Linked DNA regions of Homo sapiens: region 2 is linked to region 1. A link is a loop called in an ENCODE intact Hi-C map of the cell type or tissue named here. Cell type or tissue: B cell. All regions are shown on one strand.

Region 1 (5,000 bases):
CCTGGAATTACAGGTATGAGTCATTGTGCCCAGCCATTTATTATTTTTTTTTCAAGATATCTATCTTCTTGGTAAATTTCTCATTCATTTACTAAATTGATTTTCTGATTTCTTTGTATTGGTTTGCAGATTTCTATCGCATTTCATTGAGGTTTTAAAAAATCAATATCTTAATTTTTTTTCTAGTATTTTGAGGAATTCTTTTTGATTGGGATCTATTGTTGGACAATTGTGATTCTTTTGTGATGTCATTTTCTTGCTTGTTCACATTTTCTGTGTCCTTCCATTGATATCTGTGCATCTGTTGAAGTAGATGCTTGTTCCAATTTTGTGAAATTGCCTCTGTAGGGAAGAGTTTTTTCCTGAAGATGTGTAACTGTTGTTGGTTTAGTATGACACTTTGGCTTTGACTTTGGGTATCTGTGGTAGTGTGATTTTTGTATGTCTTCTTTGGCAGTACACAGGGTCAGTGGTGTTTGTGATCTCCTTGATGGCTTAGGTTATGGTTATTAATTGAGGCTGTGCTGAAGGTTTTTTGGGGACTTGGACACCAACCGAACCATTCTTTGGGCCATGGTGGTAGCAGCTGAATGTGCCTGTTTTTGGTAGCCAGAAGAAATTATGCTGGCACCAGTGTTAGTGGGTCCTGGAGAGCCATTTCTTGGGCCTTTGGGTGTTTTGCTTAGAAGCTAGTATTGAGAGCAGTGAGCCGGGTATATGGGAAGGTTCTCAGGCCCCTTGGCAGCTGGTATAATGTGGGTAATGGCAGTAGTGATGGTAGAGCAACCCACTGGGATCCAAGTGGTTTGTGTTGGTGTTGTTGATAGCTGTGATGGGTTAGGTAGGCTAGTCCCCAGTTTCACAGCTGTCTGTAGCATGGGGATGGGTATTGTCCTAAATGTGCTTAGGAGACCTTGGTTTTAACTGTTCCTCCCCAGGCTGGGTGGTGGCTTGGGGCCATGGTGGTTTGCTGCACCCATCAACCCATCATCTAGGTTTTAAGCCCTACATGCATTAGGTGTTTGACCCAATGCTCTCCCTCCCTTTTAAATCATTCTATTATGAAGGCATATGCACACATATGTTTATTGCAGCACTGTTTACAAGAGCAAAGACTGGGAACCAACCTAAATGCCCATCAGTGATACACTGGATAAATAAATTGTTGATGATTTTTACATCTATTTTTATGAGAGATATTGTCTTGTTACTGTCCTTGTAATATCTTTATCTGGTTTTGGTATTTTGATAATGATGGCCTCATATAGTGGGTTAGAAGGTAATCTTTCTGCTTCTATTTTCTAGAAACAATTCTAGAGAATTTTTGTCATTTCTTTCTCAAATATTTGGTAGAATTCACCGTGATGTTATCTGGTCCTGGTGACTTAATTTTACAGGTTTATTAATATTGACTTAATTTATTTCACAGATACAGGATTATTCAGAAGACCTATTTCTCCTTTATGAGTTTGGTTAGTTTGTATCTTTCAAAAAGTTAGTCTGTTTCATCTAAGTTATCAAAATGTGTGGGTACAGAGTTTTTCATAATATCCTTTATTATTCTTTTAATGTCCATGAAACCAGTGGTGATGTCCCTCTTTCATTTTATATTTCAGTAATTTGTGTCTTATTTTTCTTGGTTTGTCTGGCTAGAGGTTTATAGATTTTATTCATCTTTTCAAAATGCCAGTTTTTGATTTGGTTGATTTTTTAAATATTAATTTTCTGTTTTAAATTTCATTGATTTCTGCTTGATTTCTTTCTTTTCTTCTGCTTGCTTTAGGTTTATGTTGCTCTTCTTTCTTTAGTTTCTTAAGGTATAAGTTTAGATTATTGATTTAGATCTATCTTCTTTGGTAGCATATACCTTCAATGCTGTAGATTTACCTTGAAGCACTGCTTCCACTGGATATCACATTTTTTGATGTTTTATTTCATTTAGTTCAAAATATTTAAAAACTTTTTTTGAAACTTTTTTGCTGAATGTGTTATTCAGAATGTGTTATTAAGAATATCCAAATATTTTGTGATTTTTCCTGTTTCTGTTACTGTTTTCTAGTTTAACATTGTGGTATGAGAGCGTGGTTGCATTATTTTTATTCCTTAAAAATTTAAAAGACTTTTTTATGGCCCAGAATATGTTGTGTCTTGGTGTGTTTAATGATTTATTAATATATTCTGCTGTTGGGTCCAGTTGATTGATGGTGCTGTGAAGATCAACTGTATTCTTACTGATTTTCTGCATATTAGATTTATCAAAACTGTATTGAGGACACCAACTATAATAGTAAATATCTGCCATATTGCTTGAAATATTTCTTTTGCTTACTTCTCATTTTCTTTTCTTTGTCATATTCCAATCATATGTGTGTTACATTTTTGTAATTGTCCCAGAGTTCTTGAATGTTATGTTCTATTAAACAAATTATTTTTCCTTTACATTTAATTTTGAACTTCTCTTGATATTATTTTCAAGCTCAGTTATTCCTTCCTTTACTATTTCCAGTCTACTGGTGAGTCCAGCAAAACATTCTTCATTATTGTTACAGTGTTTTTTATTTGTAGCACCTTTAACTGTTCTTTTTAATGTGAAGTTCTGCTTACACTCTACATTCCTCCTTGAGTGTTGTCTACTTTTTCCATCAGAGCTCATATTATGTTAATCACAGTTTAAATTCTGTGATAATTCCAAAATCGATGTCAAATCTAAGTCTGGTTCTAATGTTTTTCTGTTCTCTTTAGACTATGTGTTATGTGCCTTTTTTTTTGTTTTGAAAGCTGGAAATGATAGAAACAGGTAATTAGGTTTTGATTTTATATGGATATTGCTAGGAGTTGAGCTATACTTCCTGTTTGCTATAACTATAGGTGCCAGAAGAGTAGGTATTTCTTGTTTTCTCATTTTATTTTCTCCTCTATTGTCTTTGGGTTTGCCTAAGAACTTCTTAAATAGAGTCTGTGTCCTACAGGTCTTTCAGTTGGAATCTGCTGTCATACTGGAACCCTATCAATATAGTGGCAAATTGGTGGAGGCAGAAAGTATTCTACAACCTTACGATTTAATCTCTGTTACTTAGCGAGACTGAGTGATTGGGCTCTGACCTTCAGAAATACTTCTTGGCCTTTCTGCCTCCTCCCTTTATGAGAGACTGGAAGGCTAGAGAGGATTTGAGCTAGCCAATTGACTTTTCTACAGGTAGGCAAGGTTCTGGTAAAGTAGTTTCCCCTGGAAGGCAGTCCTTTGTTATGGAAAATACTCTGGGTATATTTCTAAGTGGTTACATTTTCCTTTCTCCTACTAGAAACAGGACAGGATTTTTCTCTGATTTTAGCCATGAGAACATAGTTGTGTTTCTGGAAGTAAACCTCCCTCAAGTGTGGAAGTCCCCCTAAAACTAGCTCCCAAGTGTTTTTATCTCTCATGCTAATCCACATTCTTCCTCCAGCAATTCATAAAAATAACTATTTAACTGTTTCTGTCAATTACTGACTCATGCAGCTTCTGCTTCAGGTAATCTGATCTCAGCTTGATTCTCTGTATTCACATGCCTTTCCAGATTTTGGTTTGGCATTTTGCCTTGTGACCTCAATTCTCTGATGAATCTAAGAAAAGTCATTGATTTTTAGTTTGTTCATTATTTTTTTGTGTGTGAGTGTGAGTGATGACTTTGAAGCTCTTTGTATATTGGACCTGAAACCAGATATCATTCCTTATTTATTTTTAATTCTGATTTATATATTTATTTTCATATTTTGTATTATTTTCTTAATTTCCTTTGGCTGATTTTGAAGTGTTAGTTTACACTTGTTGTCTGTTTCACAGACATGCCTTTGTGGTGTTTTTTTCTTCTTGTAAAATTGTTATCTTGTTCTTTATTATCTTTTAATTGTGGTGATATTGTTTGGGATTCAGCCACAATTACTTTCTGTTTTTTATTTTTACTTCCTAAATTTTAGAAGGAAGGGGATGGGTCAGGACAGCCATTTCAACTTTATCACTGTGAAATTGTATTATGTTATGCTTATGAAGTGTTAAAAAATGTGATTCTGTACCTCTAGAGGTTTCTTGTCTTTGTATAATACATCTCTCCACTTTTACATAGAACCTCTATTTTCTTTGCTACCTGGTAATGGACTGAATTTTGTCTCCTCCTTTCTCCAAATTCATATGTTGAAGCCTTAATTTTCAATGTGGCTGATTTGAAGATGGGGACTATAAGAAGATAATGAGGGTTAAGTGAGGTCATAGGGTGGGCCTTACTCCAACAGGACTGGGTCCTTAGAAGAGGAAGAGACAGTAGAGATCCCTCTCCCTTCATAAACACAAGGAGGAATGTGAAGACACAGCGAGAAGATGGCTGTTTGTAAACCAGGAAGAGTGCAGTCACCAGAAACCAAATTTTCTGGCACTTTGATCTTGGATTTCTAGCTTTCAGAACTGTGAGAAAGTAATGTTATTTCAGCCACTCAGTCTGTGGTATTTTGTTATGGCAGCCCTACCTGACTAACAAATTTCTTTTTCTATGTCCTGGTCAATTTGTATTTTGTTCCTGATTTTCTCCTCACTGTAGCACTTTGTCCAGGAAGAGAGATTTGAATAGTTAGTTTTGGGACATCATAGATAGGGCCTACACTGCTTTCATTTCTGCACACCTTACTCACAAAACATCTCACGTTTTCAGCTGCTGTTCTAAAATTGGCCTGTCACGATTTCTAGTGTGTAGCTTTGGCTATTTTCATGTTTTCCCGTTTTCAAATATGTCAGATACCTCATTACTTCCCTTTTCTTTATGCATACCCATATAGTATTTATATGGGTCATGCCCTGCCCATACCCCACCCAACTCATATTTGGGGTTTGTTGAGATAACATGCCAGTTTAGTTGTGGAAGTTATTTATTTAATTTTTGGCCCTGTTACTCTCATTAATCTGTCTGTTTTGATGAGTGATTTGGCAACATTAAAAAATAACGCTGTCACTGCCGTTTTCTCAGAATTCC
Region 2 (5,000 bases), 92 kb after region 1:
AATACAATTATCCCAGTGAAAAAGAGATGTTTTAATGAAATATGTGAAAGTTCTTGGCACATAGTTAGAATTAAATAAGTGTTAATCGAATGTATCTTCCCTACCTCAAGCATTATAGAAGAGCTCTATTGCATTCAGTCTTCCCAAACTAATCTCCTCTATCAGCTGAATTTACAGCACGCATAAATTATTCTGTTTAATGAATAGCATAGAATCAGATTGCAAGCTCCTCATGGGTAGGAAGCAGGCTTTCTTCTTCATTTTTAAGTGTCAGGTTTTGAGAAAGAATAAGTGAATGTAACTATTGGCAGCATCCTAACCAGTGGAGCTAATTTTATTCCTCTAACACCTATGAAAACCCTCTAGGCAGAACATTTAAAGTATCATTTTGTTTAATAGAGCTCTGATAACCTATTGCCAGAGGTGATCAATTTAATTAAACAGAGAAATTCAGCTATTGATGTGCCCATATCATATAAAATATGGCAGTCAAAGTTCCAGGAATGCAAAATGATTGAAACAAGTGGTGACAAACATACTTATTCAACATCACCAACCTAAGAGGAATACTATACTCTGTTCAGAGATGGAATGGAATTATCAATGATGGCAGCTGAGTAATAACTTGAACCACGACAGTGGGATGGGCAACTGGACTCGTGATATCTCAAATAAAGCCTCTAAATCAACAAATGTGGTGTGGACATCAAAGTCAAATGGTAAACATTTTGAAGACCTGTAACAGCTTATCAACAGAGAAGACATAGTATGGAGTACAACAAAATAGAGACCAGGGATAATGATTTTCAACTATTACCCATCTTTGAAGAGTACCAAAGAATTGAATGGTTGAATCTATTCTTGTTCTTCTGGTTCTTAATGACTTTTTCTCAGAAAAAAATTAGACAGATACATAATTTAGAAAAAAGAAAAGCAAATCTTCATTATTGTATGAAAGGTGTTAAAAATAAAAATACTAATGTTTTATTTATTTGTACTCCAAATTTTCAGGGATATCAATTTGCTTCTTAAACATTTAATTTTACTGTACCAGATTCCAAATGGAGGGCATTGTTTAAAACATTTAGTTTTCCTTAATACCTTTAATGTCTGATATTTGTGATTAATAATTTATATCTTTTAAATCAATGTTTTATCTTTAAAATGTTTCATATTATTAATATGTTTAATATTAAAATTATTTTTAAAGAGCTTTATGCTCCTTTGGCTATGATTCACTAATACTAATAATATTTTGGTTAAGAGAATTTCTTTTTTACTGAATTCATGAGATTTTTAGAAAAAATATTTAATAGTTCAAGATTGAAGTTGCATTTTATTAATTAGAGCTGGAATTTTATTTCTTCATTGTTAAATGTTGTTGCTATTGGAAACATTACTTAAATAATTGTTGGTTTATTGCACAGGTTGGTTAAGGTCAAGGAGACTAAATCCTATCCTGGATTTCAGAGATAACAGAACATATCTGTTTTGATCAGGGAGGTACCATGTGTAAAAAGACGTTCTCTCTCTGGGATCATACCACTTTGCGATTTTAAGATCTTTAATATTTTATGCATTGTGCATTTGTCAGACAAGAAGATACTTTTCCCCATTAAAAAGACATTTCTATTGAGGAAATTGTAGGCCAAAATAACAGCTTATATTTCAGTTAGTAAAAGTTGACCAAAGCTATAAAAGTACAAAGTGTAATTCTACAAGGAATATAACAAATATAATTATAAACCATTAATTACTTTTTTATCTTGATTTTTATCTTTATATTGTGTATGGTCTTAAAAACAGTGATTTTGAAATTAAATATGTTTAAAATAATTATTTAAAGCAAACTATTCAATATTTAAGGCTGTTTTTAATTATTTGGCTTTCTGTGTTTAATTGCACAGTTCTCTAATTCTGCTCTCCATGAAAATGTAGTCCTAATTCCTTCCCCCCAACTCCCCTCCCCTCCCCCCTCCCCTCCCTCCCTCCCTCCCTCCCTGCCTTCCTTCCTTCCTTCCTTCCTTTGGAGACAGGGTCTCCCTCTGTCACCCAGGCTGAAGTGCAGTGGCACGATCATGGTATACTGCAGCCTCAAACTCCTGGGCTCAAGCAATTCTTTCTCCTCAGCCTCCCAAGGAGCTGGGACTGCAAGTACACACCACCATACCACAGGGTTATTTTACATTTTTTCTAGAGACAGGGTCTTGCATTATTGCTCCAGCTTATTCCAAACTCCTGGCTTCAAGTAATCCTCCTGCCTCAGCCTCCCAAAGTATTGGTATTATAGGCATGAACCACTGCACTCAGCTTGTAATCACAATTTCTTATTTTGTCCTTCACAGGATATATAGTTCCACTTTCTAATTTCACCACAAGGTGAGGGTTCATGAAAGGGAATTGGGTAGAAAAACTAGTTATGACAAAGAAAAAGAGGAAGGAAAACAAAAGAAGTGCTTTATGTTTCTCACACTCACTCTTCCTCTGCTTACATCCTTAAAACTCAAGTCTTTTCCTCCTTAGTTTAAAATCCCCTGGAACGAAACAGTGGAGGTTTTATAGCTTAGTCTATTGAATTGGCCCTAACTCATTCTCTGAAGGTAGATGGACAACACAACAATAATAAAACCCTGAGAAAATCACACACACACACACACACACACATACACACACACACACAAACAACAGAGGCACACAAGGCTGGCTGACTACTTTGGTTATTAGAGCAGGCCTGGGTGGGTAAACATAGATAGTCAGAAGCAAAAGGTAGAGAATCGGAGAAAGAGGAACATCCTGAGAATTACACAGGAAACATATTCTGGGCACTCACAGACAACTCTGCCTTGAGGGCTTGTTCTGTCATCAACTTTTCGTTTCCTTCATACCCTTTATCTATCTTACTTCCTATCTTTATTGATGTCAACAAAAAGAGCCAAACTGTAAAATATTTGAAGAGATTTCTTCTGAGCCAAATATGAGTGACCAATGGTCCTCAGGAGATTCTGAGAACATGTGCTGAAGGTGGTCAGGTACAGCTTGGTTTTATACATTTTAAGGAGACATCAAACACCAAGCAAAACATGTAAGATGTACCTTAGTTCAGTCTGGAAAGGCAGGACAACTGAAAGTGGGGGTTTCCATGTCATAGGCAGATTCAAAGATTTTCTGATTGGCAATTGGTTGAAAGAATTATTTATCAATACAAAGGAGTGTCTGGGTTATGATAAGGGATTGTGGATACCAAAGTTGTTTTTTAATTTGAAACAGAGTTTTGCTCTGTTGCCCAGGCTGGAGTGCTGTGGTGCGATCTCAGCTCACTTCAAGCTTCGCCTCCCAGGTTCACACCATTCTCCTGGCTCAGCCTCCCAAGAAGCTGGGACTACAGGTGCCCGCCACCACGCCTGGCTAATTTTTTTGTATTTTTAGTAGAGATGGGTTTCACTGTGTTAGCCAGGATGGTCTCAATCTCCTGACCTCGTGATCTGCCTGTCTCAGCCTCCCAAAGTGCTGGGATTACAGGCGTGAGCCACCACGCCCAGCTGTGAATACCAAAGTTTCATCATGCAGTTGAGCCTCCAGGTAGCAGCCTTCAGAGAATAGATCATAAATATTTTTTAGCAGACTTAAACAGTCATGTTCTATCAGTAATTCCAAAAGGGAGGAGGGTATAATGAGGCATGTCTGGCTCCCCTCTTCCCATCGTGGCTTGAACTAGTTTTCAGGTTAGCTTTGGAATGCTCTTAGCTGAGAGGAGGGGTCCATTTATGTGGTAGGGGAGCCCTTAGACTTTTATTTTTGGTTTACATTGATAAAGTATTTCCCTAGACCAGGGAAGACAGAGTTCCTGGCTCCTATTGGTTGGAAGGGAGGAAGAAGTAGAGGGTCTAACTACTATTCGCCACAATGATTCTAAGGGCAAGTGCTTCATGGGTTCCAACTAATCACCTACAAATAACTTAAGAACAAAACTATTTCTGTTGTGGTGGCTGGATGTATATTGATGCCTTTTTATCTGGGATGAATCTAAGCACTTCCCTTTTATCAATTTTCTCTTTCTCTCTGGAAGGACTACCTCTTACTCGTAGGGACATGTTCTGAGTTGTGTCCCGTGTGGCTTACTTGCATCTAGGTTCTTCATTGTATACCGACTGAAATGTTATCAGTAATAGCTTAGTACTAGCAATACCAGTGAATTAAATGTGGTTAAATTTAAGTTTGAAGTCCTAAAGATAAAATTCTCTAACTTTGAAACACCAGACATCCTCCTTCATTGAGTCAAACATTTCTTAGAAATGAATGTTAGAATCTGTCTTAGAACACGGTCTTAGAAACTGTCTTTGGGTTATCACTTACCAAAAAAAAAATGCCAACTTTTTAGCATGGCATCAAAGATCTTTCATTATCTCTTTGTTATTTCTACAGCTTTTTCATGCATATCTTCTTTATAATGAAACATTTTCAGGTCACTGAATATGCCTCTCCCTCTTGTTTCTGGCCCTTTGTACACACAGTTTCCCTTGTTTCACAGCTCCTTTACCATACTTCCTTGCTGGGCTAAGTTTTCTCCTTCAGGGCAACTTAGATTTACTTCCTTTTATAGATTGTTAACTGATTTTCACAAGAAGATGATAAGTACCACTCTTAGGGTACTCTTAAGGGTTCCCCTGGTACACATGGAACTTACCATGTTGTAGCATTTCACACTCTGTTTTCTTTTTCTGTCTTTGATTGTGCATTTCTTTAGGGAAAGTGCTCTTGTACCTCTGGTATTTAGGTATTTGTTTCTGTGATTAAAACTGGTTATGTCTAGGTACAAACTGATAGAAAAGTACATTATAACTTCGTTAGTGATCCCAAAACTAAATAGATGTTTTTAAATTAGGAGGAAAAAGACTGCACTTTATGGGAGTTCAATTCTAAAATGCAGCTATAGGCCTTAGAGCATAGTCAAGTGTTGACAACTCAGCAATTATTTGCTAAGAATTTGCTCCTCTCTTCCA

Evidence for each region. Hi-C counts contacts between places; a loop is a spot of excess contacts. Peaks named below come from ENCODE experiments on the same cell type or tissue, not always from the same donor. Only the 100,000 strongest peaks of a DNase experiment are listed, where the experiment ranks them.
Region 2: it touches region 1 in a loop (3-fold over the local background); 1 of 110 quality-filtered maps calls a loop at or near these places.

The regions. Positions count from the first base shown.
Region 1 is chr1:199,489,515-199,494,514 of GRCh38, reverse strand. No RefSeq gene overlaps it. Among named protein-coding and RNA genes, the nearest start is that of LINC02789, 340 kb to the right of the region's middle. In B cell, no CTCF peak of the experiment used is centred here; no DNase peak of the experiment used is centred here; H3K27ac peaks cover 1,171 bases.
Region 2 is chr1:199,397,958-199,402,957 of GRCh38, reverse strand. No RefSeq gene overlaps it. Among named protein-coding and RNA genes, the nearest start is that of LINC02789, 250 kb to the right of the region's middle. In B cell, CTCF peaks have their summits at 2,196 and 2,409; a DNase peak (open chromatin) is centred at 2,527; H3K4me3 peaks cover 673 bases; H3K27ac peaks cover 2,678 bases.